Linked DNA regions of Homo sapiens: region 2 is linked to region 1. A link is a loop called in an ENCODE intact Hi-C map of the cell type or tissue named here. Cell type or tissue: PC-3. All regions are shown on one strand. Links, peaks and the distances in the headings refer to the core of each region. The heading gives the core; the rest is flanking DNA.

What was found. Peaks named below come from ENCODE experiments on the same cell type or tissue, not always from the same donor. Only the 100,000 strongest peaks of a DNase experiment are listed, where the experiment ranks them.
Region 2: a loop joins it to region 1, with 5 times the contacts of the local background. A loop is called at or near these places in 4 of 110 quality-filtered maps.

What each region holds. Positions count from the first base shown.
Region 1 is chr6:35,747,649-35,762,811 of GRCh38, reverse strand. It overlaps ARMC12 (armadillo repeat containing 12), which reads right to left. Exons shown (of 6, transcript NM_001286574.2): 6 at 13,733-14,274. The coding sequence ends at 13,942. Among named protein-coding and RNA genes, the nearest start is that of ARMC12, 18 kb to the right of the region's middle. RefSeq lists an enhancer at 6,995-7,584 and a silencer at 15,140-15,163. In PC-3, for the core only: CTCF peaks have their summits at 5,157, 7,916 and 8,174 (motif pointing left); a DNase peak (open chromatin) is centred at 7,751; H3K27ac peaks cover 368 bases; H3K27me3 peaks cover 448 bases.
Region 2 is chr6:35,948,147-35,963,309 of GRCh38, reverse strand. It overlaps SLC26A8 (solute carrier family 26 member 8), which reads left to right. Exons shown (of 20, transcript NM_052961.4): 12 at 689-784; 13 at 2,211-2,317; 14 at 2,398-2,467; 15 at 3,504-3,596; 16 at 3,719-3,850; 17 at 7,790-8,158; 18 at 11,811-11,865; 19 at 11,963-12,147. Among named protein-coding and RNA genes, the nearest start is that of SRPK1, 35 kb to the right of the region's middle. In PC-3, for the core only: a CTCF peak has its summit at 7,169 (motif pointing right); a DNase peak (open chromatin) is centred at 8,049; H3K4me3 peaks cover 656 bases; H3K27ac peaks cover 644 bases.

The DNA.
Region 1 (15,163 bases), core at 1,294-9,293:
GCAGTGGCACAATCTCGGCTCACTGTAAGCTCTGCCTCCTGGGTTCACGCCATTCTCCTTCCTCAGCCTCCCAAGTAGCTGGGACTACAGGCGCCTGCCACCATGCCTGGCTAATTTTTTGTATTTTTAAGTAGAGACGGGGTTTCACCGTGTTAACCAGGATGGTTTTGATTTCCTGACCTCGTGATCTGCCCACCTCAGCCTTCTAAAGTGCTGGGATTACAGGCGTGAGCCACTGCACCTGGCCTGGAATTCTTTTCTTGAGACAAAATCTCACTCTATCACCCAGGCTGGAGTGCAGTTGTGTGATCTTGGCTTACTGCAACCTCCACCTCCCGGGTTCAAGCGATTCTCCCACCTCAGCCTCCTGAGTAGCTGGGACTACAAGTGTGCACCACCACGCCCGGTTAATTTTTTTTGTATTTTTAGTAGAGACGGGGTTTCACCATATTGGCCAGGCTTGCCTTGAACTCCTGACATCAAGTGATCCACCCTCTTTGGCCTCCCAAAGTGCTGGGATTACAGGTGTGAGCCATTGTGCCCAGCCCATTTGCCCATTTTTTAAATCAAATTGTTTGTTTTTTGTTTTTTGTGGGGTTTTTTTGGTTTGTTTTTGTTTTTGTTTTTTTGCTGTAGAGATGATTGAGTTCCTTGTATATACGGGATATTAATCCCCTGTTAAATGAGTACTTTGCAAATATTTTCTCCCATTCTGTAGGTTGTCTTTTCACTCTGTTGTTTTCTTTGTGGTGTAGAAGCTGGTTTTGTTTTGCTTTGTTTTGTTTTTGAGACGGAGCCTTGCTCTGTCACCCAGGCTGGAGTGCAGTGGCGTAATCTCAGTTTACTGCAACCTCTGCCTCCTGGGATCAAGCGATTCTCCTGCCTCAGCCTCCCAAGTAGCTGGGATTACAGGCACACATCACCACACCTGGCTAATTTTTGTATTTTTAGTAGAGACGGGGTTTCACCATGTTGGTCAGGCTGGTCTCGAACTCGTGACCTCATGGTCTGCCTGCCTCGGTCTCCCAAAGTGCTGGGATTACAGGTGTGAACCACTGTGCCTGACCTGTTTTATTTAATCCCACTTGTTTATTTTCCCTTCTGTTTCCTGTTCTTTTGAGGTCTTATTCATAAAATATTTTCCCAGACCAATGTCCTGAAGTGTTTCCCCTATGTTTTCTTCTAGTTGTTTTATAGTTTCAGGTCTTCCATTTAGATCTTTGATCCATTTTGAGTTGATTTTTTTTTTTTTCTTTTTTGAGACGGAGTTTCACTCTTGTTGCCCAGGCTAGAGTGCAATGGTGCGATCTCAGCTCACCGTAACCTCTGCCTCCTGGGTTCAAGTGATTCTCCTGCCTCAGCCTCCTGAGTAGCTGGGATTACAGGCATGTGCCACCATACCTGGCTAATTTCATATTTTTAGTAGAGACAGGGTTTCTGCATGTTGGTCAGGCTGGTCTCAAACTCCCAACCTCAGGTGCTCCGTCCGCCTCGGCCTCCCAAAGTGCTGGGATTACAGGCATGAGCCATCGTGCCTGACCTAAGTTGATTTTTATATAGGATGAAAGGTGGGGGTTTCATTCTTCTACATTTGAATATCCAGTTTTCTCAGCACCATCTATTGAAGAGATGGTCCTTTCCTCAATGAGTGTTCTTGGCACCTTTATCAAAAACCAATTGGCTGGCCAGGTGCAGTGGCTCACACCTATAATCCCAGCAGTTTGGGAGGCTAAGGCAAGAGGATCGCTTGAGCTCAGGAGCTTGAGACCAGCTGGGCAACATAGTGAGACCCTACCTCCATTAAAAAAAAAAAAATTAGCCAAGCATGGTGGTCACACCTGTAGATACTACTACTTGGGACTAAGGCAGGAGGATCGCTTGATCCCAGGAGTTTGAGGCTGCAGTGAGCCATAATTGCACCACTGCACTCCAGCCTAGGTGACAGAGTGAGACCCTGTCTCAAAAACAAAACAGTTGGCTGTAGATACATGAATTAATTTCTGGTGTCTCTATTTGGTTCCATTGGTTTACATGTCTGTTTTTATGCCAGTACTATGCTGTTACTATGGCTTTGTAGTATATTTTGAAGTCTGGTAATGTGATACCTTCAATTTTGTTCTTTTTGCTCAGGACACTTTGGTTATTCGGGGTCTTTTGTGATTCTATGCAAATGTTAGGGTTTTTCTATTTCTGTGAAGAGTGTCAGTGGTATTTTGATAATTGCATGGAATCTGTAGATTGCTTTGGGTAGTGATATGGTATGGCTCTGTGTCCCCCCTCAAATCTCATCTCAAATTGTAATCCCCACGTGTCAAAAGAGGGACCTGGTAGGAGGTGATTGGATCATGGGGACAGGTTCCCCCATGCTGTTCTGGTGCTATTGAGTGAGTTCTCACGAGATCCGATGGTTTAAAAGTGTAGCACATCCCCCTCGCTCTCTCTCTCCTGCCGCCTTGTGAAGGAGGTGCTCACTTCTCTTTTACCTTCCGTTATGATTCTAAGTTTCCCAAGGCCTCCCCAGCCATGCAGAACTGTGAGTCAATTAAACCTCTTTTCTTTATAAATTACTCAGTCTCGGCTGGGCGTGGTGGCTCACGCCTGTAATCCCAGCACTTTGGGAGGTCGAGACGGGTGGATCATGAGGTCAGGAGATCAAGACCATCCTGGCCAACATGGTGAAACCCCGTCTCTACTAAAATGCAAAAAAATTAGCCAGACATGGTGGCGGGCGCCTGTGGTCCCAGCTACTCGGGAGGCTGAGGAGCGTACCCAGGAGGTGGAAGTTGCAGTGAGCCAAGATCGTGTCACTGCACTCCAGCCTGGCAACAGAGCAAGACTCTGTCAAATAAATAAATAAATAAATAAATAAATAAGTCTCAGGTAGTTCTTTATAACAATGTGAAAATGAACTAATACAGGTAGCATGGAGCGTGCCTTCTAATTCCACAAGTTACACTCCCACCTATGCCTAAGAGTCCTGTCTCTATGCTCCTTAACTACAAAATCTCTATTCCATGGCCTCTTTGTCTCCTAGACTCATATTTGACTCCAACATCCCCCAGAATACAAGTATCCAGGGTGATATGCGAATGGAGAGATTCCACAGTAAGAGTTAGATTCCCTTTGTCATCCTGCCTCACCCCTACTGACAGGGCTGTACCAGACACAGTGGCCCACATTTCCAGCTCTTACAAACAACAAAAATTTGCCAACCGTGTCCTGAGAGGATGTCACTGATGCTCAGCAGTTAGCTTTGATGGTTTCCAGTGTTAGCAGACAGGATACATTACACAGTGCCTCCTCCCCACTTTCCAGTGATGTGGCCTGGAGTATCTTCGGCCTTGGGGAATCTTCCCCCAGATTCCACCCATGGGTCAAATTTTAGGAATCAGCTCACTCCCTTAGAAGCAGCTGTGATTCTCATGCTTGTCCTGATAGTCTGGACCTTCTGGTGCTCTCTGTAGAAACAAGGAAACATCAGGAGATTTAATCCCACTTCAGGAACTCAGCTCTCTTTCTCTCTGTCTTCATTTCCTCTTCTCACTGCATCTCAAAAAATACATAAACTTTTTTTTGTTGTTTATTTTTGGGCTTTTTTTTGAGACACAGTTTCACTCTGTCACCCAGGCTGGAGTGCAGTGGAACGATCTCAGCTCACTGCAACCTCTGGGCTCAAGTGATTCTCCTGCCTCAGCCCCCCAAGTAGCTGGGACTACAAATGCGCGCCATCATGCCTGGCTAATTTTTGTATTTTTAGTAGAGATGGGGTTTCCCCATGTTGGCCGGGCTGGTCTTGAACTCCTGACCTCAAGTTATCTGCCCGCCTCGGCCTCCCAAAGTGCTGGGATTACAGACGTGAGCCACAACGCCCGGCCAAAGTAGGCATCACTTTGTTTGTTTGTTTGTTTGTTTGTTTGTGACAGAATCTCACTCTGTCTCCCCAGCTAGAGTGCAGTGGCACAATCATGGCTTACCGCAGCCTCGACCTCCTGGCTCAACCCATCCTCCTACCTCAGCCTCCCTAGTAGCTGGGATTACAGGCGTGTGCCATCATGCCTGGCTAATTTTTCTCTCTTTTTTCTTTTTTTTTTTTTTTTGGTAGAGGTGGGGTTTTGCCATGTTTCCAGGCTATTCTCAAACTCCTGAGCTCAAGCAATCTGCCCACCTCAGCCTCCCAAAGTGCTGGGATTACAGGCATGAGCCACTGTCCCTGGCCATCACTTAGTTTTGACTGTAGGACTCCTTGGCCCAGCTCATGGGAAAGAACATTCTAAGGTGGCAATGACTGAGCAACTCGGGGGCAATAAGGGGATTTTGAGGAAAGGAAGACATTGGAGAGGAAAGGGGGCCTCCCAGGCTGGGGTTTTGGTTTATTCTTGGGCTCAGGGGGAGCAGGTGTTGTAGAGGGGGAAGCTCCCTCCATGCCCTTCCTGCTTCTCTCAAAGGAATCCATGTCATGTTCCAGGACACACAGATGGCCATAGTTACTTGTGGGGAGGAGTCACAGTCATTAAAGGCTCACACTGGAATGTAGCATTGAGTATTCTTCTTCCCATCCTTGAGTGGAAGAAGAGAACTGACCCAGTGCCTGGACCCTTGGAACAATCACCTGTTGTATTGATTACCTTCTTGCATAAACGAATTCCCCCAAAGTTTAGTGGCTGTATTAGTCTGTTCTCACACTGCTATAAAGAACTACCTGAGATGGTAATTTATGAAGAAAAGAGGTTTGTCGATTCACACTTCCACAGCCTGTACAGGAAGCATGGCTGAGGCATCAGGAAACTTACAATCATGGCGGAAGGCAAAGGGGAAGCAGGCGCATCTTACCATGGCAGAGAGAGCAGAGGGGGAAGTGTCGCACACTTTTAAACCATCGGATCTCATTGAGAACTCAGTCACTTTCATGAGAACAGCAAGCGGGGATCTGCCCCCATGATCCAATCACCTCCCACCAGGTCCCTCCCCCAACATTGGGAATTACAGTTCGACAGGAGGTTTGGGTGGGGACACACAGCCAAACCATATCAGTGGCTTAACTCATTATTTTTTATCTCATGGTTTCTGTGTGTCAGGAATCTATCACAGCTTAGCCATGTAGTCTGGCTCTGAGTTTCTCACACTGGCTGCGGTTGCAGTCATCTTCAGTTTCCACTGGGGGGTGCATTTGCTTCCAGGCTTATTCGAGAGGTTGTTGGCAGGTTTTGGGTCCTTACAAGCTGTTGGATTGACAACTTTGGCTCTGCAGAGTCTGTTGGCCTGGGTCCTTCCCGGGTTCCTTACCATGTAGGCCTGTCTACAAGGAAGCTCACAACTTGGCAGCTGCCTTTATCAGCATGAGCATGTGAAAGGGCAAGAGAGAATGGGAACAAGAGGAATCACAGTCTTTTGTAATTTAATTTCAAAAGTAACATGCGGCCCGGGCGCAGTGGCTCACGCCTGTAATCCCAACACTTTGGGAGGCCGATGCAGGCGGATCACCAGAGATCAGAAGTTCGAGACCAGCCTGGCCAACATAGCAAAACCTCGTCTCTATTAAAAATTTAAAAAAATTAGCTGGGCATGGTGGCAGGCACCTGTAATCCCAGCTACTTGGGAGGCTGAGGCAGGAGAATTGCTTGAACCTCGGAGGCGGAGGTTGCAGTGAGCTGAGATTGTGCCACTGCACTTCAGCCTGGTCGACAGAGCGAGACTCCATCTCAAAAAAAAAAGAAAAAAGGAACATGCTCTCACTTTGCCATATTCTAGATTAGAAGCAAATTACTAGGTCCAGCTCAGATTCAAGGGCAGCAAATTAAACAGGACATATTTAAGAAGTGGGGGTCACTGGGATAGTTTTAGAAGGCTGCCTACCACATTTGCCATTTATTATTATCAGAGATGTATAAAGGTTGTATTTGATGATGATAAAAAAAATTCCTGTTTCATAAAAATGAAACCAATCTCGGCCGGGCGTGGTGGCTCATGCCTGTAATCCCAGCACTTTGGGAGCCCAAGGTGGGCGGATCACAAGGTCAGGAGATCGAGACCATCCTGGCTAATACAGTGAAACCCCGTCTCTACTAAAAATACAAAAAATTAGCTGGGCATTGTGGCGGGCGCCTGTAGTGCCAGCTACTCGGAGGCTGAGGCAGGAGAATGGCGTGAAATCAGGGAGGCAGAGCTTGCAGTGAGCCGAGATCGTGCCACTCCAGCCTGGGTGACAGAGTGAGACTCCGTCTCAAAACAAAAAACAAAAAACAAAAAAAGAAATGGGGGTCTTGCATGGTGGCTCACGCCTGTAATCCCAACACTTTGGGAGGCCAAGGCAGGTGGATCACCTGAGGTCAGGTCAGGGGTTCGAGACCAGCCTGGCCAACATGGTGAAACCCCCGTCTCTACTAAAAATACCAAAAATTAGCCAGGCGTAGTGGTGGGCGCTTGTAATCCCAGCTACTCAGGAGGCTGAGACACAAGAGAATTGCTTGAACACGAGAGGCGGAGGTTGCGGTGAGCCCAGATCGCGCTGTTGCACTCCAGGCTGGGCAACAAGAGTGAAACTCCTTCTCAAAAAAAAAAAGAAAAGAAAAGAAATGGGGGTCTTGCTATGTTGCCCAGGTTGGTCTGGAACTCCTGGCCTCAAGTGATCCCCCTGCCTGTCCTCCCAAAGCACTGGGATTACAGGTACCCGGCCCCTGCTTTAAGTTTTAAGACACACCTGGGGACTCCAGCCAAGTTTTGCTTGAGAACCCTGTGTTGAGGTCCTACTGGAAGCCATGCAGTGGGGCTGGAGTTCCCTTTGTGTCTGTCTCTCATACATCTCCTTCAGGTAATCAGTTAGAGAAGTAACTGGCCATCTGCCTGGCCAAAATCATCTACCAGCACCCTACCCCATCACAATCCCATCAGAGGGAAACTCTGATTGGTTTCCCTTCCTGTAAAGTCCAACTATCCCAACCTGGAGAGCTCTTCTCTCTCCTCTCTGGAGATCCAATTCAAGCCACTCCTCTTCTCTGAAACCTTAGAATTAAATGAGAAGATGAGAAGAGATGTTTCTTTGTAAATAGAATTGCCTGAGGGTCAAAGAGGCCTGTAGTTGAGAAAACAAGCTAAACAGCTGGAAAAAAAGACAGAGGGAAAGGATGGAGTGTCAACTACTGGTTATAAAATTTCTCTTCTTCTTGGCAGGGATTGTCTCTGTGGGGATACAGATGCATCTAGCTGCTGAGCACACAGTAGGTGTCCAATTAGTCTTTGTTGACAGTGTCCCTGTAGTGGTTTTTAAATGCTCACACATTCCTTGATATTCTTCCCTTTAATAGGTAGAGCCTAACTGCCTTCCTTTGAATGGGGGCTAGACTGACTTCTAATGAATAGAATGTGGCAGAAGTGACAGTGTATGACTTCTGAGGTGAGGTCAGAAAAGGCATTGCAGCGTCTGCTCTGTTCTCTCCTGGACGATTTACTATAAGGGAAGCCAGCTGCTATGTCATGAAGACTCTCAAACACCCCTGTGGAGATGCCCACGTGTAGAAAGACTGAGGCCTCCTGCCAACAGCTGGCACCAACTTGTCAGTCCCATAAGTGCGCTGTCTTGGAAGGGGATCCTCCAGCCCCAGTCAAGCCTTCAAATAACAACAGTCCTTGGCAAAAGCGTGACTGTAACCACAGCTTGACTGAGCCAGAACCACCCAGTCAAGATGCTCTCAAATTCCTGTGAGAAGTAACATATGTTTATTGATATTTAAATGACTAAGAGGAAGGGAGCTGGAGAGACATTTTGGGAGGAAGAGGTTTTTGCTTCCTGGTTCTAGTGTGCTTGATTGACAGGCTCCTGCTCTGCAAACAGCTTTCAGTGCCCAGTTCCCAGAGTAACCAGCAACACCCAGTGGCTAGCAGCTTCTCCTGGCACTGTCCACCTTGGGCTGTAGTGTAAGCAGAATACCTCCAACTTCTGCCTCACATACCACCTGCGTGCATGTGGCTTCTGCCGCATCAGGCTCCTGCAGCACCCACAGGTACTCCAGTGCCGCCTCCCACAGCACATGAAGGCCAGCAGCACCCAGTGGGAAGCAGCTTCCCCTGCACACCCCACTCAGTTAGTTCTGTAGTCGAAAGTCTCTGGTTCCACACCTCCTTGGGAAAGAGCTTTCCCTGGCATCCTAGAGGGCATATTTCTGGCAAGTTCCACTGGCATGACAGTACAGTGACTTTTCTGCCACCTAGTGAGCTGTGGGCTGTGCTCTACTCAACAAGGTCTGGATCTCAGCCCTGGGTGGGGAGAGGGTATCTCTTTCTTGGGTGCTGTATCTTGGGAGGTAGGGGCTGCTCCTCATGTCAGCTATTCATTATTCCATAGGGTTCTCATAACTCCTTACTAAACAATTCTTTGTTACTCCAATCCCCTGTTTTAATAATCATATTAAAATTTCCTGTTAAATTACTGTGAGGTTTCTCTCTTGATCAGACCCAAGCTGATACACAAGTTTTCTCATAATTTGTTACATGGCAGCAGATAATACACCACTCCCATCTGATCTTCCCACTGCCAATTCCTTTCATTACCATCAGCCAATTGCCATTATCATGTGCCTGCCCTGAGCAGGCTCTTCCTTCAAGGTTTTTTTTGTTTTTGTTTCTGTTTTTGTTTTTTTTGAGATGGTGTCTGGCTCTGTCGCCCAGGCTGGCATGCAGTGGCGCGATCTCCGCTCACTGCAAGCTCTGCCTACTGGGTTCACACCATTCTCCTGCCTCAGCCTCCCGAGTAGCTTGGGACTATAGGCGCCCGCCACCACATCCAGCTAATTTTTTGTATTTTATTTTTAGTAGAGATGGGGTTTCACCACGTTAGCCAGGATGGTCTCCATCTCCTGAACTCGTGATCCGCCCGTCTCGGCCTCCCAAAGTGCAGGGCATGAGCCACCACGCCCGGCTCTTCAAGGCTTTGGTAAGCAGTCAGATATGTCCTACTGCAGGCAGGCCAGGCACAGTGACTCAAACCTATAAACCCAGCACTTTGTGAGGCCGAGGCAGGCAGATCGCTTGAGGTCAGGAGTTCGAGACCAGCCTGGCCAACATGGCGAAACTTGGTCTCTACTAAAAATACAAAATTTAGCCAGGCATGATGGTGCGTGTCCATAATCCCAGCTACTCGGGAGGCTGAGGCAGGAGAATCGCTTGAACCTGGGAGGCAGAGGTTGCAGTGAGCCAAGATCGTGCCACTGCACTCCAGCCTGGACAATAGAGCAAGACTCCGTCTCAAAAAAAAAATTAGCTGGGCATGGTGGTGGGCACCTATAATCCTAGTTACTCAGGAGGCTGAGGCAGGAGAATCTCCTGAACCTGGGGATGCAGAGGTTGCAGTGAACCAAGATCATGCCACTGCACTCCAGCCTAGGCGACAGAGTGAGACTCCATCTCAAAAGAAAAAAACCACAAAGAACAAAAAACATATGTCCTACTGCAAAAAAGAATAAAAGAACAAGGTATATAAGATTCAAGCTTTAATTTGCCAAATGCCAAGTGAGAGGTTCAGATGAGAAGTGCTGCAGGGTGCACCAGAGGCTAGTATGCTTGAAAAAAGATCTAGGCTGCAGTGGGACGTCAACTTTGATGACACTAGAAGGCACAACCCAGTTGGAAGAAGAGGGAAGGCCATTCTAGCATTCTAGGCAGCAGGAAAGTTGTATCAAAAGTAAGCCAGGTGCGGTGGCTCATGCCTGTAATCCCAGCACTCTGGAGGCCGAGGTGGGCAGATCACCTGAGGTCGGGAGTTTGAGACCATCCTGGGCAACATGGAAAAACCCCGTCTCTACTAAAAATACAAAATTAGCCAGGCATGGTGGTGGCGCATGCCTGTAATCCCAGCTACTTGGGAGACTGAGGCAGGAGAATCGCTTGAACCCAGGAGGTGGAGGTTGCGGTGAGCCGAGATATCGCGCCCTTGCACTCCAACCTGGGCAACGAGCAAAACTCCGTCTCAAAAAAAGGAAAAAAAAAAAATGTTTGGAGGCATCTTCTCTTTATAATAGTAATTTAAAGAAAAAAAAAGAAAACATGTTTGGAGCAAGAGTACACATGGTATGATTAGGGCAGCAATGACTAGTTTGCTCCAGTTTGGCTGGAGCAGAGATGTGGCACAGTAGGCTTGTGGCAGGCAAGAGGATCACACTGTGAAGAGCCTTGAATGCAAAGCTAATTCATTTGGTTTCGTCATGTAAAAAAGGGGTCCAGTGACCACATCTTTGAGGACAAAACTCAACCTTTTGCTGAGAATACATTTATACCTGTCAGATCACGTGACTTTGCTTTGATGCCGAGAAAGATTTCACCATGGCAATGGGGAGCCCCTGAAGGTTTTTGAGAATGGTGCCATGTGTGATTATAAAATTAGCCTGGAGTGCGTAGGGCTGGAGAGGATGGAAACCAGGAGGAGGAAAAGTCAGGCCCAGTGTGGTGGCTCACACCTGTAATCCCAACACTTTGGGAGGCTGAGGAAGGTGGATTGCTTGAGCTCAGGAGTTTGAGACCAGCCTGGGAAACATGCAAAACCTCGTCTTTACAAAAAAAATACAAAAGATTAGCTGGGCGCGGTGGCACACTCCTGTAGTCCCAGCTACCCAAGGAGGCTGACGTGGAAGGACCACGTGAGCCTGGGAGGTCGAGGCTGCAGTGAGCTGTGTTTGCTCCACTGCACTTTAGCCTGGGAGACAGAGTGAGACCCTGTCTCAAAAAAAAAAAAAAAGAAAGAAAGAAAGAAGTAGGCAAGTCCTGATGTGGAGGACAGGGCAGTAGCAGTGGAAATGGGGGAACTAGGTGGATGTGGTGGGGAGGAGAATTTGAAAGTGATGCCCAACACCTTGTTGGTGACATGGGCACACATGGAGCTGGTCGAAAGGAAACGTCGGCATTTGACAAGTTCCACTGGGGTGGCTGCAGTGTATTCAGCAGCAAGAAGGAGCAGCCTCAGGCCTGAACTCAGGAGGGAAACAAGGGATGCTGATTCAGATCTGGTAGTGACTGCCCACTCATTCTGGGAGACAGTGACGGGGTTGGCCTCTCTATAGGCTCTGGCTCTTTCTCATCAGCCCATCCTCATCAAGAAACACCCTCCCTCTTCCACCTGAGTGATATGACCTTGGGCCAGGGATTAAGTGGGGACAGATTTCCTTTAAGTACTTCAGTCCTAAACTGGCCTCTAAAATCCAGAAGCATCAAGATCCTCCTCAGTTTCCATAGGTTTGGGCTTAGAATCCATGACCCACTCTTACGGGGCTTGGACCGAAGAATGTGAGGGCAAAAGAAAAGCTCAGTAGTAGGAGGTTCTAATCCTATTTCTGCCCTAGACCAGTCATGTGACCTTGAGCAAGTCACTTTTCCATTTTGGGTTTGTTTTCCTTTCAGGAAAATGCCAGGGTTGGTCCTGGACGAGACTAGTTTTCAAATCCTGCTTCTGAAGAACACCGGGAGCCCGTGGCTGGACCAGGTTCTTTGTCCTAGATCGAGCAGTCTCAGGCTGGGAATAGCTCCAACATTAGGTTTCTCTCCCGTAGCATTTTCTTAAACCGTTAGCAATCCTTACTGTTTCCCAGCAAGGATTCACAGATAAAACAGTGAATGAGGGCTGGGCGTGGTGGCTCACACCTGTAACCCTAGCACTTTGGGAGGCCAAGGTGGGGGGATCACGAGGTCAGGAGATCGAGACCATCCTGGCCAACATGGTGAAACCCCTTCTCTACTAAAAAATACAAAAAATTAGCTGGGTGTTGTGGCGCGCTCCTGTAGTCCCAGCTACTCGGGAGGCTGAGGCAGGAGAATTGCTTGAACCCGGGAGGCAGAGGATGCAGTGAGCTGAGATTGTACCACTGTACTCCAGCCTGGCGACAGAGCGAGACTCCGTCTCAAAAAAACAAAAAAAACAATGAAGGAACAACTGGGAAACGCAAATGAATGGGGAATTGGAAAATGGATGACCATATTTGGTTTGACAGTCTTCTTGTTTCTGGAAACTTCATGGTTATGGTGTTATATTACTCACACCATTGTTCTGGTTTCCAAAGCTAAGTTTCAATGACTTTTCAGCACGCTTCATAGAGGACTCTAGGACTCCCCAGTGCCCATAACCTGAAGAGACTGGAGAAATGCTGGAGGCAACACTCTCCAAGGACCTCCCCAGTGATGATCTTTTGTTTTCTCAGTGATGATTTCTTTTTTTTTTTGAGATGGAGTCTCGCACCTCTGTCTCTGAGGCTGGAGTGCAATAGCGTGATCTCAGCTCACCGCAACCTCTGCCTCCCGGGTTCAAGCAATTCTCCTGCCTCAGCTTCCCAAGTAGCTGGGATTACAGGTGCCCGCCACCACATCTGGCTAGTTTTGTATTTTTAGTAGAGACGGGGTTTCTCCGTGTTGGTCAGGCTGGTCTCGAACTCCCGACCTCGGGTGATCCTCCCGCCTCAGCCTCCCAAAGTGCTGGGATTACAGGCGTGAGCCACTCTGCCCGGCTTTCTCAGTGATGATTTCATAGCTCCTCAGAGCCCATCTTTGAGGAATGCATGCAGAACACTGTGGCTTACGTTCGTTAACTCATATAATCCCCCTTTCATTTTCCCAACAGCGTCATGAAATCAGTACTATTATTATATGCATTTTATAGATGAGGGGCCTGAAGCTCAAATAGGGTTAACTGCTCCCCTGAGGTCACACAGTAAGTGACAGAGCTGGGACTGGAAGCGAGCACTCTGATTCCAGAGCTCCCTTTCTGACCCAGTATGCCTGCAGATCTCTGTCATTCATGCTGTCACCAAGGATCAACAGTTCTTCCTTGGACACGTGGAAAGAATGATCTTCCTCATCCCCTTTGGCTAATGAGATGTGAGCAGAAGTGATGACATTTATCACTACCACATTCCCTGTCCTTCTGTAATAGTTGTAGAAACACAATGAGGAAGCCTCCCTCAACCTGGGTCTCTGTGTGAGGATGTTGTGGAGTAGAGGCCTGCCCTTCCACCCCCACCGCTGATCTGCAATGGGCATGCAGTGTAAACAAGAATTAACATTTGCCATGTTTTTTTTTTCTTGAGACGGAGTCTCGCTTTGTCGCCCAGGCTGGAGTGCAGTGGCGCAATCTCGGTTCACTGCAAGCTCCGCCTCCTGGGTTCACGCCATTCTCCTGCCTCAGCCTCCTGAGTAGCTGGGACTACAGGCGCCTGCTACCACGCCCGGCTAATTTTTTGTATTTTTAGTAGAGACGGGATTTCACCGTTTTAGCCAGGATGGTCTCGATCTCCTGACCTCGTGATCTGCCCGCCTCGGCCTCCCAAAGTGCTAGGATTACAGGCGTGAGCCACCGCGCCTGGCCCCCTTTGCCATGTTTAAGCCACTGAGGTGTGAGTGTTGTTACTGTGGGATAGCCTGGCCCATCCTAACTAATCTAATGCTATACTGCGTCCTGTTGATTATCTTTGGCTTCAATCCCCAAGCCTGCCTTCTTCCAACCCCCTGAAAGCAATGGCTCCACATTGATTTGAAAAGCAGCAAGAGCCAGCCTGGCCAACATGCCGAACCCCACCTCTACTAAAAATACAAAAATTAGCTGGGCGTGGTGGCGGGCGCCTGTAGTCCCAGCTACTCGGGAGGCTGAGGCAAGAGAATGGCGTGAACCAGGGAGGCGCAGGTTGCAGTGAGCCAAGATTGTGCCATTGCACTCCAGCCTAGGCAACAGAGCAAGACTCCATCTCAAAAAAAAAAAAAGAAAGAAAAGCAGCAAGAGAAGAGGGGAGCTAGTCCCCCAAACATAGAAGTGGGGATGTGTTTTGAGAGATAAGCCCATGCTGTACCACACTCTGGAGCAGAGGTTATGCTGAATGAAATCTCCACCCAGCCCTGGAAGGCCACCAACAGACATTCGAGCTTCAAGAAACTTCAAGTTTCTCTCCTATACTCATTTATTGGCTCTCCTTAATTTTATTCCGTGTTTTTAAAGTAGGAACGACTGGGCTGGCAGGAGGAGGGCCGGGCTCTCAAGTCCTGGGGATACTGCAGGCTGACAATGACCTTGCAGGCCTGGATCTGAACATCTTCCTCAGGGTGGATGACCAGGGCAAGTAGTCGGTCTGCCAGTCGGGACTCTTCCCCAAAGAGGGATTCATGCAGGGACTGTTCGTTGTAATGCCATTTCACCACGTGGTAGTGGGGTGCGTTCCGGCCCTCACTCAGCCGCTCAGCAAACACCAGTACCTCATACAGGAGACTCCCTGACTGTGTGGGCTGGAACAGGTTTAGGAAGTTGGAGTGAACCTGTGATGGGAATAGAGAAAGAATGGGAATAAACTCCTAGGCAAGTTACAAAATTCTTGTTCTTGTATATTCCTATTGCCTAAACTCCCAAATATACCTAAATTTCAGACTCGAGTATATAGTAATTTTTTAGTTTTTCTTTTATTATTATCCTCTAATTTAATTGCCTTGTGATCATAAAACATGAGTGATATGATAATATTCATTCTGGAAATTTTGTTGAGACAAATTTTAAGGCTTAGTGTGTGACTAATTTTCTTAAGTATTGTGTGTGTGCTTGAGAGGACTGTGCATTTAATCCTTGTAGACTGTTCTGAGTATGTCTAATGGCTCAAGCTTATTTGTGTTATTCACTAAGAGTATATCCTCACTAATTTTGGCTTTTTAATCTATCAGTTGCTGCAAGAATGGTTAAAATATTCCAAATCTCCCACTGTAGTGGTATATTTGTTAATTTCTCCTTTCAATTTTTGTCGTATATATTTTGAGACTATGTTATTAGGTGCATACAAGTTTAGAGTTGCCCTACTGTTCTGGTGAACTGAACCACTGATTATCACAGAGTAACCTTTTCTATCCCTAATAATGCTCTTTGCCATAGTAATTTCCCCCCAATATTAAAATACCTACATTAACTTTTGTTTTGTCTCCTGTGTTCCTAACTCTCAGAGTTCAGGAAATGCCTCAAAGGGGGATCCCCCTCCCAATAAAATGGAGTCTCCTTCTACTGGGGGGAACAGAAGAGGCATGATTTTCAGTGCATTTAGTGCAGAGGCAGGAAGATACTAAAACAATTCATCAGGGGTAAATCTGTCTGGAGATGCCATGATTCTTCCCTCCCCCTATACCTGAGTTGGCATTCATCAGCCCCTCTTCAATTTCTTTCTCA
Region 2 (15,163 bases), core at 2,494-10,493, 200 kb before region 1:
CCAGTTTGAGATATTAGGGAAGTTTGTTTACTTCTAAATTCCTAGATAAGGAGTTTTGCCTCCGGATGGCCTGTCAGATGGTCATCAGGTGGTCTTTGCTCCCTTTTAAATTGCTCAGATAAGAAGTTTTTGTCTCCGGGGCCTGCTCAATGGTAAGGAGGTGATTTTCACTTTCCTCAAGTTACTCTTCCTCTCACTGTCTATGTGAGTAATGAACTACCTGAATCTAAAAGGGGCTATTGTCAGCTTTCCTGGCTGAATCAGTCAGGCCTTGACGTTGGCCTGACCTTGCCTTGTGTTTTTGGCAAATTAAGGAGGAGGGCAAAGAAAAATGTAGAGACAAAATTAGCCGTGAGTGATGGCACGTAGTCCCAGCTACTTGGGAGGCTGAGTGGGGAGGACGTCTTGAGCCCAGGAGTTCAAGGCTGCAATGAGCTATGATAGCACGCCACAGTACTCCAGCCTGGGCAAGAGCGAGACCCTGCCTCAGAAAGGAAGAGAAAAGAGAAACGTAGAGAAAATTTATTTGATTGGACAATGAGTTGGAACATAGACATGGTATTCATATAAAATATCAATGCAAAATATCTCAAAGTGGCAAGGCTAACTTTTTGTGATTCCTTGGTGGGGATTTGTGAGTTTTACACCCCAAAGGGAAAATGAACCATGATTTATCTTTTCCCCACAGGCTGTGCTGGCTGGTATTATTCTGAGCAACGTCATTCCCTACCTTGAAACCATTTCTAACCTACCCAGCCTGTGGAGGCAGGACCAATATGACTGTGTGAGTGTAGATGCCCTGGCTGAGGAAGGGGAGGGCAGAGGGAGGTTGGAGAGAGGGAGAAAGAACAAACAAAAGAGATCTGCCATGGACCTAAAGAACACAAACAACTCTTTGATGCCTAGTACTCCAGTTTTGCTTTAAAAAGGAGAGTCAAGGTTGTTGGTACATGAAAACACGAAGACCTCATTCCAACTATGCAAAATTAAATGAAAAGGATTAAGTGGCTACAGTTACATCCAAATCTAGCAAAAAGGGTTTGTCATTCATCGCATATTTGGATAACTTTTTTTTTTTTTTTTTGAGACGGAGTCTCACTCTGTTGCCCAGGCTGGAGTGCAGTGGCGTGATCTCAGCCCACTGCAACCTCCGCCTCCCGGGTTCAAGTGATTCTCCTGCCTCAGCCTCCCGAGTAGCTGGGACTGCAGGAGCCCACCACCATGCCCGGCTAATTTTTGTATTTTTAGTAGAGACAGGGTTTCACTATATTGACCAGGCTGGTCTCAAACTCCTAACCTTGTGATCCACGTGCCTCAGCCTCCCAAAGTGCTGGGATTACAGGCGTGAGCCACTGCACCCAGCCTTGAATGACTTTTAATCCAGTTAATGTAAATACATTTCAGGATAGGAGTCTCCAATCCCAATAAGGGAAGGTGGTGTCTTGTCAGGCAGAATAACTGCTGGAGCACACTCCTCTCTGGAGCACAAAACCGGAGGTCAGAAAGGGGAAACAGCAAGAAATAAAAGGTGGAGGATAGAATGTGATGAGAGGAGGACCCAGGAGAGGCAAAGAAATATGAAAGGGGATAACTTTTGGAGCCAGATCCCTGAGGAGCTAAGAGGGGACGGGTCCACTGCACAGATAGTTTCTATTCCAGGAGGAGGCATAACACTTCCAAAGGGACGGAAGAGAATGAGGAAACATTGAGTATAGACACTGACAAGTGGCAGGTGGTGAGGAAAATATATATTTAAGGAATTTCAGCTGACTTTTCTTCTGTGAAGATGAAGTAATGGAGAAGGTGCTGGGGTAGGGGCCTGAAAAGGATGGTAAAGATTTGCAACAACTCTTATACATCTTAAAATAGCAACTACCATTTGGTGAGTATTCTAGTTGGCTTTGCAAATGGTATTCCTAATCTCAACAAAGCCTATAAGGTAGACATTATTACTATTTTGCACATGAGGAAATTGAAGTTTTGAGAGAGATTTGAAGACAGAGGCGACCAGGGATGCATAAAAGAATTGCTAGGCATCCTGGAGGGCCCCATTGTTTGTCATGGCACCAGTCCATGTGGCTATGGAATATTTCCCTAAAGCCCAGGTGTAGTAAGGGAGAGGGTGAAGGTGAGTTGAGAAACAGGACTGATCATTTTCTCAGTTGAACTTGTTTTCATGATCATTTTCCCCTCATTCCCTTTTCCATAAGGCTCTTTGGATGATGACATTCTCATCTTCAATTTTCCTGGGACTGGACATTGGACTAATTATCTCAGTAGTTTCTGCTTTCTTCATCACCACTGTTCGTTCACACAGGTACTTTGTCTCAGGTAATAGGAGGTTAACAAGGCAAGGTAAGCCAACTCTGACCTAAAGGCAAGTGCATTTCCTTTCAGAGCTAAGATTCTTCTCCTGGGTCAAATCCCTAACACCAACATTTATAGAAGCATCAATGATTATCGGGAGGTAAGAATCCAAATGGGTCCCATTTCTCTGCCTAAGGGATAGAGTGGGCCCCACCTCATGCTTAGTTTTTCTACAAAATCCCTTGCCATTGTTTCCTGCACTGCAGATACACATTTACAAAGGAGGGGGATGTGATGTACACTGGTAGAGATGGGTTCTTTGTTTTTATTTTTTTTTTTGGAGACAGAGTCTTGCTCTGTCACCCAAGCTGGACAGTACAGTGCAGTGGCTTGATCTTGGCTTACTGCAACCTCCACCTGCCAGGTTCAAGCAATTCTCCTGCCTCAGCCTCCCCAGTAGCTGGGATTACAGGCGTGCCCCATCATACCTGGCTAATTTTTTGTATTTTAGTAAAGACAGGGTCTCACCATGTTGCCCAGGCTGGTCTTGGACTCCTGAGCTCAGTCAATCTGCTTGCCTCAGCCTTCTAGAGTGCTAGGATTACAGGCATGACTCAACACACCCAGCCAAGACGGGTTCTTAAGTAGCTAAATTCTTATAGTATTGCAGCCAGTTAAAGATCATTTGTAAATGTACTTTAAGGAGAGTTTGGCCAAGAAAAAGGAAATGAAGGGAGAAAGAAGACAGCAGGAAAAGCAGAGGGTGAAAATGGGAGGAAATAATTTTCTAGTTCTTGTCTCTAATAAAGAAGAATACAGGCTGGGTGTGTTGGCTCACACCTGTAATTCCAGCACTTTGGGAGGCCAGGCATTTGAGACCAGCGTGGCCAACATGGTGAAACCCCGTATCTACTAAAAATACAAAAATTAGCAGGGCGTGATGGCAGGTGCCTGTAATCCCAGCTACTCAAGAGGCTGAGGCAGGAGAATTGCTTGAACCCGAGAGGCGGAGGTTGCAGTGAGCCAAGATCGCGCCATTGCACTCCAGCCTGGGCAACAGAGTGAGACTCTGTCTCAAAAAAAATAAAAAAATAAAAAAGAAGAATACAGACTCTCTAGGAGCTTCTAAGGATATATTATTCTTATTCCATAAAATAACTGAGAAATTTCCCTCAACTTCACATTTTGTCTTGCAGATCATCACCATTCCTGGGGTGAAAATCTTCCAGTGCTGCAGCTCAATTACATTTGTAAATGTTTACTACCTAAAGCATAAGCTGTTAAAAGAGGTATCTGCCCTCCTGCCCGCCTTTCTCAACCTGCCCACTCCCCGCCACTGGCATCTCTCTCCCACTCTTTCACCTTCTGTTCCACCATTCTTCCTCTGGATGAGACCTCTCATGTCTTTCAGGTTGATATGGTAAAGGTGCCTCTTAAAGAAGAAGAAATTTTCAGCTTGTTTAATTCAAGTGACACCAATCTACAAGGAGGAAAGATTTGCAGGTGTTTCTGCAACTGTGATGATCTGGAGCCGCTGCCCAGGGTTAGAAATGCCTTTTCTTTCCTATGTTTTTCTCCATATTTTATAAACAAGTACACTAGTCATTTCTTAAAAAAAAAATCAAAACCTCTAAGGGATTTTGACTTTTAGATGGACCATGAAGAATTCAGAAATTAAGATACAAGGTTCCTCTCACCTTGGAGGCTTGACTGAAAAAAAAAAGGCACAAGATTCCCCCTTGAGGTTCAGGTTTTCACAAGAAAGTAGGTGGGAAGTGTTCTGACTTCTACTGGTTGAACAGTGACCAGAGAACAGTTTGCCTGTTGAGACTGTAATTCTGTAGTTGCACCTATTTCCCTGGCTCTTAGCGGCCAAGCTTTAGATTTCTGAAAATAAGTGACTTAAAGATTGTTTTCTGATTCCAACTAGGGCAAGGTCAAGGTTGCTGGGCTTCTCAAGGATCTGCCAGGGTCTCCTGATGTCTTCCTATGGCCAAGAAAATGATGATGGGAGATGGGGGAAAGGAGCGGGGAGGATGAGCACAGGCCGCTATTTCAGATGGGAATTTTACAGCATTTGGAGGTTATTTTTACTGATGAGAATTACAAAGTGTTCATTATTTCCAAACTGGACTTGATCTAAGTAGTCCCTTCCCCCAGAGCAGGATTGCTCATTTCTAGCTTTTGGGTCTTTCGGCAATCACCTAGTCTACAGCACTCACTCTGGAGGGGCAGCTCTCTCTATACACAAAGATTTACATCCTCCCCCGCAACACACACACACAAATGCCTCCACCCGCCATGCAGGTGCTTGCAAAACCCTGAGCATCCACTCTTGTTCCCATACATTCTAATGGAGCATAGGTTCCACTGAGCTACTGAGAAGGGGTTTCACCATGTTGGCCAGGCTAGTCTCGAACTCCTGACCTCAGGCAATCCACCTGCCTCAGTCTCCCAAAGTGCTGGGATTACAGGGGTGAGCACCATACCTGGCTTGTTTTTTTCTTTCATAATAGTGGTATATCTTAAGATTGACAAAATAGCATAGTGAATCATGCAATATAGCATATAGCTGTCTTTTAAATTGTATGTTTAGATTCTAACAGCCCCAAGTAGCTGGGATTACAGGTACATGCCACCATGCCTGGCTAATTTTGTATTTTTAGTAGAGATCGGGGTTTCACCATATTGGTCAGGCTGGTCTCGAACTCAAGACCTCAGGTGATCCACCTGCCTTAGCCTCCCAAAGTGCTGGGATTACAGGCGTGAGCCACCACACCCAGCTAGATTCTAACAGCTCTTAAGACATCAAGTAAGGGGAGATTGGCATGAGCTCAAAAGTCAGAAAAACTTTGTGGTAGCATCAGCCTGTGCTGGGAAATTTATGAGAGAATTTTAGATTGAAGTTGGGTAGGAAAAAAGAGGATTCCCAGTCCATGGACAGGCTTCGACAAAGACACCAAGGTAGAAATAAACGTGGGGCTCTTAGGATAGAGGCTTAGCCTGGGAAGTAAGGTCAGGCAGATAACACATGAGGGGATTGTAAGAAAGATAAGAACGTAGAGTAGATGGAGGAGAGAAAAGAAGGATCTCGGATGGCCAGGCGCAGTGGCTTACGCCCGTAATCCCAAAACTTTGGGAGGCCGAGGCAGGCGGATCACCTGGGGTCAGGAGTTCGAAACTAGCCTGGCCAACATGGTGAAACCCTGTCTCTACTAAAAATACAAAATTAGCCCAGCATAGTGGCTCATGCCTGTAATCCCAGCTACTCGGGAGGCTGAGGCAGGAGAATCGCTTGAACCCAGGAGGCGGAAGTTCAGTGAGCCAGAATCTGTGCCACTGCACTCTAGCCTGGGCAACAAGAGCAAAACTCCATCTCAAAAAAAAAAAAAAAAAGGTGGCTCTCAGAGAATTCCCTCTGCCTAGAGGAGCTCACATCTCCCTGCCACTGAGCCAACCCTGGCCTGTTCCCCAAATGCCTGGCCCCAGTGACCTCAAGCCTTGGGAACAGCTCTCTCCTTTGAACTGCAAACTGCAGCATTATCATCTATCCACACCACTTTTCTTTTCTTTTCTGCTATACAATATATACTACCTCATATTGTTTTTAGCTTTAAATTTTTAAAATTTATTTCACAAGCAACATTGTTAGAATAACATTAAAAAAAAAAATAGAAACATCACCCAGAATTACACCACTCTAGCAAAGGAATTCTTCTCATTATTCCTTGTGCTTTATAGTTCTCATCCATATATATTCTTACTTATCCTTTTTATTTTGAGACGGAGTTTCACTCTTGTTACCGGGGCTGGAGTGGGATGGTGCGACCTTGGCTCACCACAAACTCTGCTTCCTGGGTTCAAGCAATTTTCCTGCCTCAGCCTCCCGAGTAGCTGAGATTACAGGCATTTACCACCCTGTCTGGCTAATTTTGTATTTTTAGTAGAGACGTGGTTTCTCCATGTTGGTCAGGCTGGTCTTGAACTCCCAACCTCAGGTGATCTGCCTGTCTCGGCCTCCCACAGTGCTAGGATTACAGGCGTGAGGCACACCCCCAGCTTTTGTTTTTTTTTTTTTCTTTTGAGATGGAGTTTTGCTCTTATTGCCCAGGCTGGAGTGCAATGGCACAATTTCAACTCCCTGCAACTTCTGCCTTCTGGGTTCAAGCGATTCTCCTGCCTCAGCCTCCTAAGTAGCTGGGATTACAGGCATGCACCACCACACCTGGCTAACTTTGTATTTTTAGTAGAGATGGAATTTCGCCATGTTGGTCAGGCTGGTCTCGAACTCCTGACCTCAGATGATCCACCCACCTCAGCCTCCCAAAGTTCTGGGATTACAGGTGTGAGCCACCATGCCTGGCCTTACTTATCCCTTCAATGAACGTGTGCACACTGCCAGGTAGAGTCTGGTTCCTGTAAATGCAGAGTCCACATTTGCATCCTGCACATCATTGTGTTCCTGGTCCTTGTTACTGTCCTTAAGCTATAGCAGGCAGTCTGGGCCTTTAGGAGGTTGACAGCAGTGGTAAAGACAGCCTTGCTCATGTAATTTTTTTTTTTTTTTTTTTTTTGGACATAAGGTCTTGCTCTGTTGCTCAATCTGGAGTGTGGTGGTGTGGTCACAGCTCACTGCAGCCTCAACCTCCCAGCTTCAAGCGATCCTCTCACCTCAGCCTCCTGAGTACCTGGGACAATAGGCGTGTGCCAGCTTTTTTTGGGGAGGGGGCAGGGGGGCACGACAGGGTCTCACTGTGTCACCCAGGCTGGAGTGTGCACTGGTGCAATCTTGGCTCACTGCAACCTTCATCTCCCAGGCTCAAGCAATCCTCCCACCTCAGCCTCCCCAGTAGGTGGGGCTACAGGCTCACTGACACGCCCAGCTATTTTTATTCTTATTTATTTTTTATTGTTTTGTATTTTTTGTAGAGACAGATTTTTGCCATGTTGCCCAGGCTGGTTTCAAACTGCTGAGCTCAAGGGATCCACCTGCTTTGACCTTCCAAAGTGCTAGAATTATAGGCATGAGCCACTGCACCCAGCCTTCAAGTGCTTTTTGTCTTAAGGAAGTCTGAAAGGAGACTGTTGCACTGATGAAGGAAGAGGGTGCTGAGACAAGGGACTGATGGGAAAAAAATACTTCACACAAAGTATTAGTAGGCACTGGAGACTAACTAGGACCCAAGCATGAGGAAAAGGAGTAAAAGATGTTTTAAGTCTGGCTCACTGGGACAGTGATGAACATCAGAAGTTGGGAGGGGGGTGTCGTGGGTGGTGAAGATGAGGAAAGATGACTGTGGGGGCTTCAGTTGTGAGCTTGAAGTGACAGATATCCAAGTAAAAAATGCACAGTACCTACTCTCGGGAGAAGTTTCATGAGAGAGGGACATGAGCTGGCAGAGACAAGAAATAGCATCGTTGCAAGTCCTTCCGGCCCTTGTTGGTGTCTTACCACAGCCCTCCCTTAACTCTGTCGTCCCAGATTCTTTACACAGAGCGATTTGAAAATAAACTGGATCCCGAAGCATCCTCCATTAACCTGATTCACTGCTCACATTTTGAGAGCATGAACACAAGCCAAACTGCATCCGAAGACCAAGTGCCATACACAGTATCGTCCGTGTCTCAGAAAAATCAAGGGCAACAGTATGAGGAGGTGGAGGAAGTTTGGCTTCCTAATAACTCATCAAGAAACAGCTCACCAGGACTGCCTGATGTGGCGGAAAGCCAGGGGAGGAGATCACTCATCCCTTACTCAGATGCGTCTCTACTGCCCAGTGTCCACACCATCATCCTGGATTTCTCCATGGTACACTACGTGGATTCACGGGGGTTAGTCGTATTAAGACAGGTAAGTACTGAGGAGGCCTTGGCAGGAGCTCTGATCCCCCTCCTACCATCCCAACCCCACCCTGATCCTGATTGAATTCTGTTAGTCACTGATCAGCTGCTATGAGACTGCTAGGCCACCAGAGCCTTGGACACCAAAGGCAGTACAATATAAGGTCAATCAAAATAAAAAGAGAATGAACCAATTCTTTTTTCTTTTTTCTTTTTTGAGATGGAGCCTCACTCTGTTGCCCAGGCTGGAGTGCAGTGGCACAATCTTGGCTCACTGCAACCTCCACCTCCCAGGTTCAAGAGATTCTCCTGCCTCAGCCTCCTGAATAGCTGGAACTACAGGCATGTGTCACTACGCCCTGCTAATTTTTGTATTTTTGGTAGAGACGGGGTTTCACCATGTTGGCCAGGTTGGTCTCAAACTGCTAACCTCAAGTGATCCGCGCACCTCGGCCTACCAAAGCTCTGGGATTACAGGCGTGAGCCACCATGCCCAGCCTAAAATGAACCAATTCTGATGTATTGAGCTGCGGTTGGTTTGGTAAGCATAAAACATTATTATTTCTCAAGAAATGAAAAACAGGACACTCTGAACTTCACTGAAACAGCAATCTGTGCCACGCCCAGTAACTCCCAGAACATCCTGGGAGTCAGCTGCAAATCTCTTCAAGGAATAGGTCTGAATGCTTCAGAAAAAAAGCAGCTCACCAGGAATTCTCCACAGTTCAGCTGATCTGAGCCAGCACTGTAAAAGGCACTGGGCTGTCTTGTACTCCAGTTTGAAGACGTTGGGATGAAATGACACCTCAAACTTGGGGCTGGCTGTCCAGTACCTGCAGGGTCTTCCCCACTTCCTTCCTCACTGACACATCATCAGGTGAAAAGGACAAGGATGATTTTCCCTTCAAAAGCTGTGTCCCCGGGTCCTGACTTCTTTTCTACTCTTGGGTTTCTCTAACAGTTCTCTTTTGTCTTCCTCCTATATGGTACAGACAGTTTAAGTGCACAGCTAACCATATTGATGTCATTGTTTAATGCCTCATAAGTATAATATTCCTTTTTAGCCAGCTTATCCCAGTTTACAGCACTCTGTCTCCCTCTTGGTGATGGCTCAGGTTTGAACATCCTGAACACTCATGGTGTTTGAGTGCTTCTTTTGAGATTTGCACACCTCTTTTGAGATTTGTGCCTTTGGATGGTTTTCCTTCTTTTATCCTCAGAACCTATTTTGTCATATTTTCTTACTCCTAAGGGAATACGACTGCCTCTTAAGTGAGTCCAGCTTCTCTTTGGTCTGGGGCAAAAGGAAGCTTTTCATAGCAGAAAGAACTCTGGTTTGCAGTCTGGGATGTATGCTCTGTCTTGGCTCACTGTCCTTCTGACCCGAGGCAAGTTACTAAATTGAACTGGGTCTCCGTTTCCTAATCTACAAAATGAGAGGTTTGGAAGAGATTAAGAGCTTTCCCATCCATGAGATCCTTTTATTTTTCAACACCACTTTCTGACTCAATTATACTTTGAAAATCTGTTGTTATTTGGGCTTTTCCATCTTATTCTACTGGGCTATGTTCTCCCCTCCTGGTCCTGGGCTGTAGTTGTTACTTTAGATTTTATTCAGCCCACGTTGCTGAGTGTCTACTACGTGCCAGACTGAGCTGGGCACATGTATATACACTATCTCATGTAATTTTCACAACTGCCTTGAGAGACAGGCCATACTTTCCCCTAAGAGTCTGAGGCTCACAGCTCATAAGTGGCCTGTCCAGCATTGAAACTTTTAAGTATCTGACTTTATATCATACTTTCTCTCTGTTCCATGGTATAGTTGTGCCATTGTCTCCCTTGCTCCTCCTCTTTTTGTAGAGGCACCATATGTTCTGGTCCTTGGCAGCACCCACCCACACCTGGCCCATGTTGATGACTTTCTGTTCCATCCCCAACATGGAGACAATGTCAGACGCCTTTCACTTTCAGCCTTCAGAGATTCATGGTGTACTTTTGCACTCTAAAAATACAGGTTTCTTCATTTCCTTTGTAGTTGTGTATACTGCCTCCTTATTGGAAGAAATCATTCTATTTACTTTATAATTGAAAACTGGAACCTAAGAAAAATCCATCAGTCCATTTTTTTTTTTTTTTTTTTTTTTTGAGACAGCATCTTGCTGTGTCGCCCAGGCTGGAGTGCAGTGGCATGATCTCGGCTCACTGCAATCTCCACCTCCCGGGTTCAAGTGATTCTTCTGCCTCAGTCTCCTGAGTAGCTGGGACTACAGGCGCACACCACCACACCCGCATAATTTTTGTATTTTTAGTAGAGACGGGGTTTCACCATATTGGCCAGGCTTGTCTCGAACTTCTGACCTCGTGATCTGCTTGCCTCAGCCTCCCAAAGTGCTGGGATTACAGGCATGAGCCACCGCGCTCAGCCTACCCATCAGTCCATTCTTATTGGAGACAGCCACTCAGATTAAACTTCTTCCTAATTCATGGGACTTTCCTTTTCCAGCACTTGTCATTTAGAGTCTGTTGTGGCCCTTTGCCAAATGACTTTGTGATTTGCCATATGATCAAGAATGACTTCATTTCCTCTTGGTAGTGAAAGAAGCAGAGTTCGTTTCTTTTGACACTTTAACTTAGTGCTCAGGGTTGGTGTCTACTTAGTCTTAAGTATTAAAGTCGATATTGATTTGCTTTGAAGTGAACTTCAAGATTTATTGCCCCACAGTGTATATATTGGCTGAAGCAAACTTGAGGACAGTAGCTGATGTTTACTTATCTGATAGTAAACATCTGATGTTTTACTAAAATCAAATGCAACTTTGCAAGGCAGCTCTGAATGTGACCCTCAGGGTTTCTGAATTCCGTTCCCTACTGCATCACTTGAGCGTCTCTGAGCCACATCTTGCTTCCTCTGCTCAGTAAACTCCAGGGGGAAGTGGGGGTCTCATGCAAACACTAGGCCATCATGCCAAAATATGGTTGTTTGAGATGATTCTCCAGAGTGTTTGCCTCACACCTGTGCCTGTCTCTATGCTAGGGCTTTCCTCCTGCAGACGTCCTGTCTTGATATATACTGTTTATCCCCTTGAGACTATGGGCAGCTCTCCCTCCTGCTCCCCACCCTCACATGACACGGTCTGATTCTCTTTTGCATTCCCAGCACTGTAGATGTTTTCCGGCATAGAGAACTCCACTCATCAAATGTTTGTAGAGCTGAATTGGGATGCAAGGTACATATACCCCCAGACAAGTGAAGGGCCAAAGGGGTTTTAAAACTCGGCTAATTGGCTGGGTGCAGTGGCCCACGCCTGTAATCCCAGCATTTTGGGACGTCGAGGCAGGCAGATCACGAAGTCAGGAGTTTGAGACCAGCCTGGCCAATATGGTGAAACCCTGTCTCTATTAAAAATACAAAAATTAGCCAGGCGTGTGGTATGCACCTGTAGTCTCAGCTACTTGGGAGGCTGAGGTGGACAAATCACTTGAACCTGGGAGGCGGAGGTTGCAGTGAGCCGAGATCATGCCACTGCACTCCATCTGGGTGACAGAGTGAGACTCTGTCACAAAAAACCAAAACAAAACAAGACAAAAACTTAGCTAATTAGAAGGCCTTTCCTAGCAAGTATAAAGCCTTCTGATACTGGTTTTCTCTCCCCCCACAGATATGCAATGCCTTTCAAAACGCCAACATTTTGATACTCATTGCAGGGTGTCACTGTGAGTATCCTTCACCCTATGAGAGGGCTGTTTTGCACCCTGGGTCCTCTGCTCCCCAAGTATCTGACATTGTGTGTGTTCTGGGTTTGGTTTTTAGCTTCCATAGTCAGGGCATTTGAGAGGAATGATTTCTTTGACGCTGGCATCACCAAGACCCAGCTGTTCCTCAGCGTTCACGACGCCGTGCTGTTTGCCTTGTCAAGGAAGGTCATAGGCTCCTCTGAGTTAAGCATCGATGAATCCGAGACAGTGATACGGGAAACCTACTCAGAAACAGACAAGGTCAGACAAACCGACAAAGCATGAGGTTGGGGGAAGGGATTGAGGGCAGTGGGGGGATGGGTGAGGGGTGGTTGGGGGCTGGGAGTCAGGATTCCTGATCAGATAGAGGAATAATGTCCAGGAAAGGTATTTAGTATGGCTGTACCAGAATCTGGGATGTTGAAATGCACCCTTACCACTTGGTAAATAGCAGTGGATCTGAGCAGCCAAGTGCCCTCACTGTCATGGCATCAGGGTTCCATTCAAGAAATTTCCCTAACTGAAGAGAGGGTTTGCCCAACCCAGCACAGACCTCAAGGATCCTTCTACAGCATTCTTGGTTAGTGTCTATTACCAGTTGCTAAATATTCTAAATGTCTCCCCTAGCTATACCTTTAGAATTCCTCCCCACCCCACCCACTCTTGGGATGAATAATAATACTAATGAACTAGCAGAGATTCAGATCTATAATCTTGTCTAATACCTCAGCTTTATTACCTTTACATTGTTGTGGTATGAGATTTACTCAAGCTGACCAAATGCAAAGGAGAATAATATATAAGTCTGAATTTTCAGCCTTTTATTAATACTGAGACCTGGCTGAGTGCGATGGCTCACGCCTGTAATCCTAGCACCTTGGGAGGCCGAGGCAGGTAGATCATGAGATCAGGAGTTCGAGACCATCCTAGCCAACATGGTGAAACTCCTTCTCTACTAGAACTACAAAAATTAGCCAGGCATGGTGGCGGGCACCTGTAGTCCCAGTTGCTTGGGAGGCTGAGGCAGAATTGCTTGAACCCGGGAGGCAGAGGTTGCAGTGAGCTGAGATCACGCCACTGCACTCCAGCCTGGGCGACAGAGTGAGACTCTGTCTAAAAAAAAAAAAATACTGAGACCTGGGCCTACTTTAGCATTTTCAAATCAGTACCTGTGTAGGTTAAAGGTTTCCAAAAACAAAAAAAGGAAATTAAAACAGATGGGCACTAAAATATTATCTAATATTATCTAATGACTAGAAATCATTATTAAACAAAGCCTAGTTGATGAAATGAGACACCACATCTGAAACAGTTAAGACCGTACAACGGGCGGGCGAGATGGCTCACGCCTGTAATCCCAGCACTTTGGGAGGCCAAGGCAGGCGAATCACTAGGTCAGGAGATCGAGACCATCCTGGTGAAACCCCATCTCTACTAAAAATACAAAAAAATTAGCCGGGCGTGGTGGCACGCGCCTGTAGTCCCAGCTACTTGGGAGGCTGAGGCAGGAGAATCGCTTGAACCCAGGAGGCAGAGGTTGCAGTGAGCCGAGATCGCGCCACTGCACTCCAGACTGGGCGACGGAGTGAGACTCTAAAAAAAAAAACAAAAAAACACACACACACACAACTAGTTAACTGGTAGTTAATAAAAAAACAACTAGTTAACTAGTAGTTAATAATTAGTAATGACTAACTAATTGGTTTGAATTATGCAGTCTGCTTTTACTATAAATGGAAGTTTCTCTATTTTTTAATTTATAATTATGATACTCGATATATTTGTTTTTACATATTTAGTCATATCTATTAATGTTTCCTTTTCTTATTATATTTACTTTTTATTTAGAAAGTCATTCCCTCTTAGAAGGTAAATAAGACACATTTTCTAGATTTTTATGTTTTTATTTTTTATATGTTATACTCTTTAATGTAAATAGAATGTATTTCAGTATACAGGTATTGAAGGGTAATCTTTATTTTTTTTTTATTTTTGAGACAGTCTCATTCTGTCACCCAGGCTGGAGTGCAATGGCATGGTCTCGGCTCACTGCAACCTCTGCCTCCTGGGTTCAAGCGATTCTCCTGCCTCAGCCTTCCAGGTAGCTGGGACTACAGGCGCCCGCCACCACACCTGGATAATTTTTATATTTTTAGTAGAGACAGGGTTTCACTATGTAGGCCAGGCTGGTCTTGAACTCCTGACCTCATGATCTACCCGCCCCAGCCTCCCAAAGTGCTGGGATTACAGGCATGAGCCACTGCACTCAGGCTTAATCTTTATTTTTTATCTATGTAGCTAACTATTTTGGGCTATATGCCATCTATCTTAGTTCATTAGTGCTACTATAACAAAATATCTGAGACTGGGTAATTTGTAAATAATAGATATTTATTTCTCACAGTTCTGAATGCGAGAAGTCCAAGATCAAGGTCCTGGCAGTTTCAGTGTCTGCTGAGGGCTTCTTCCATCTTCTCTCAGCAGCATCCCCACATGGCAGAAGGTGGAAGGACAAAAGGGTTTATGCTAGCCCTCCAGCCCTTTTATAAGGCACTAATCCATTCACAAGGGCAGAGCCCTTATGACTTAATCACTCCCCAAAGGCCTCACCTCTTAATACCACCACAATGTGGATGGATTTTGGAAGCCACTCATGCAAATCATACCACCATCCAACCATCTATTGAATAAGCCTTCTTTCCCCTACTGATATGTTATTTTCATAAAATATTATATTCTTATGAAAACTAAAGTGTATTTCTAGTTTAGTTGTGGATGTCATTTTTCTGTATAGCTTCAGTATCACAGTGTTTTTTGTTTTTGTTTTTGTTTTTTGAGACAGAGTCTCACTTTGTCGCCCAGTCTGGAGTGCAGTGGCACAATCTCGGCTCACTGCAACCTCCGCCTCCCAGGTTCACGTGATTGTCCTGCCTCAGCGTCCTGAGTAGCTGGGCTTACAGGCATGCGCCACCACACCTGGCTTATTTTTGTATTTTTATTTGAGACGAGGTTTCACCATGTTGCCCAGGCTGGTCTCGAACTCCTGACCTCAGGTGATCTGCCCACCTTAGCCTCCCAAAATGCTGGGATTACAGATGTGAGCCATCGTGCCTAGCCATCACACTGTTTTTATTAGTATTGCTGTATAATACACTTTAACATTTGGTTAAGAAGTCCTATGTCATCAGTGTTCTATTTCAAAATTTGCTAAGTCATTCTCACCAATTTATTCTTCCAAACCAACTTTTGAATCTTTTGTCAGGTCCCCACCCCACAA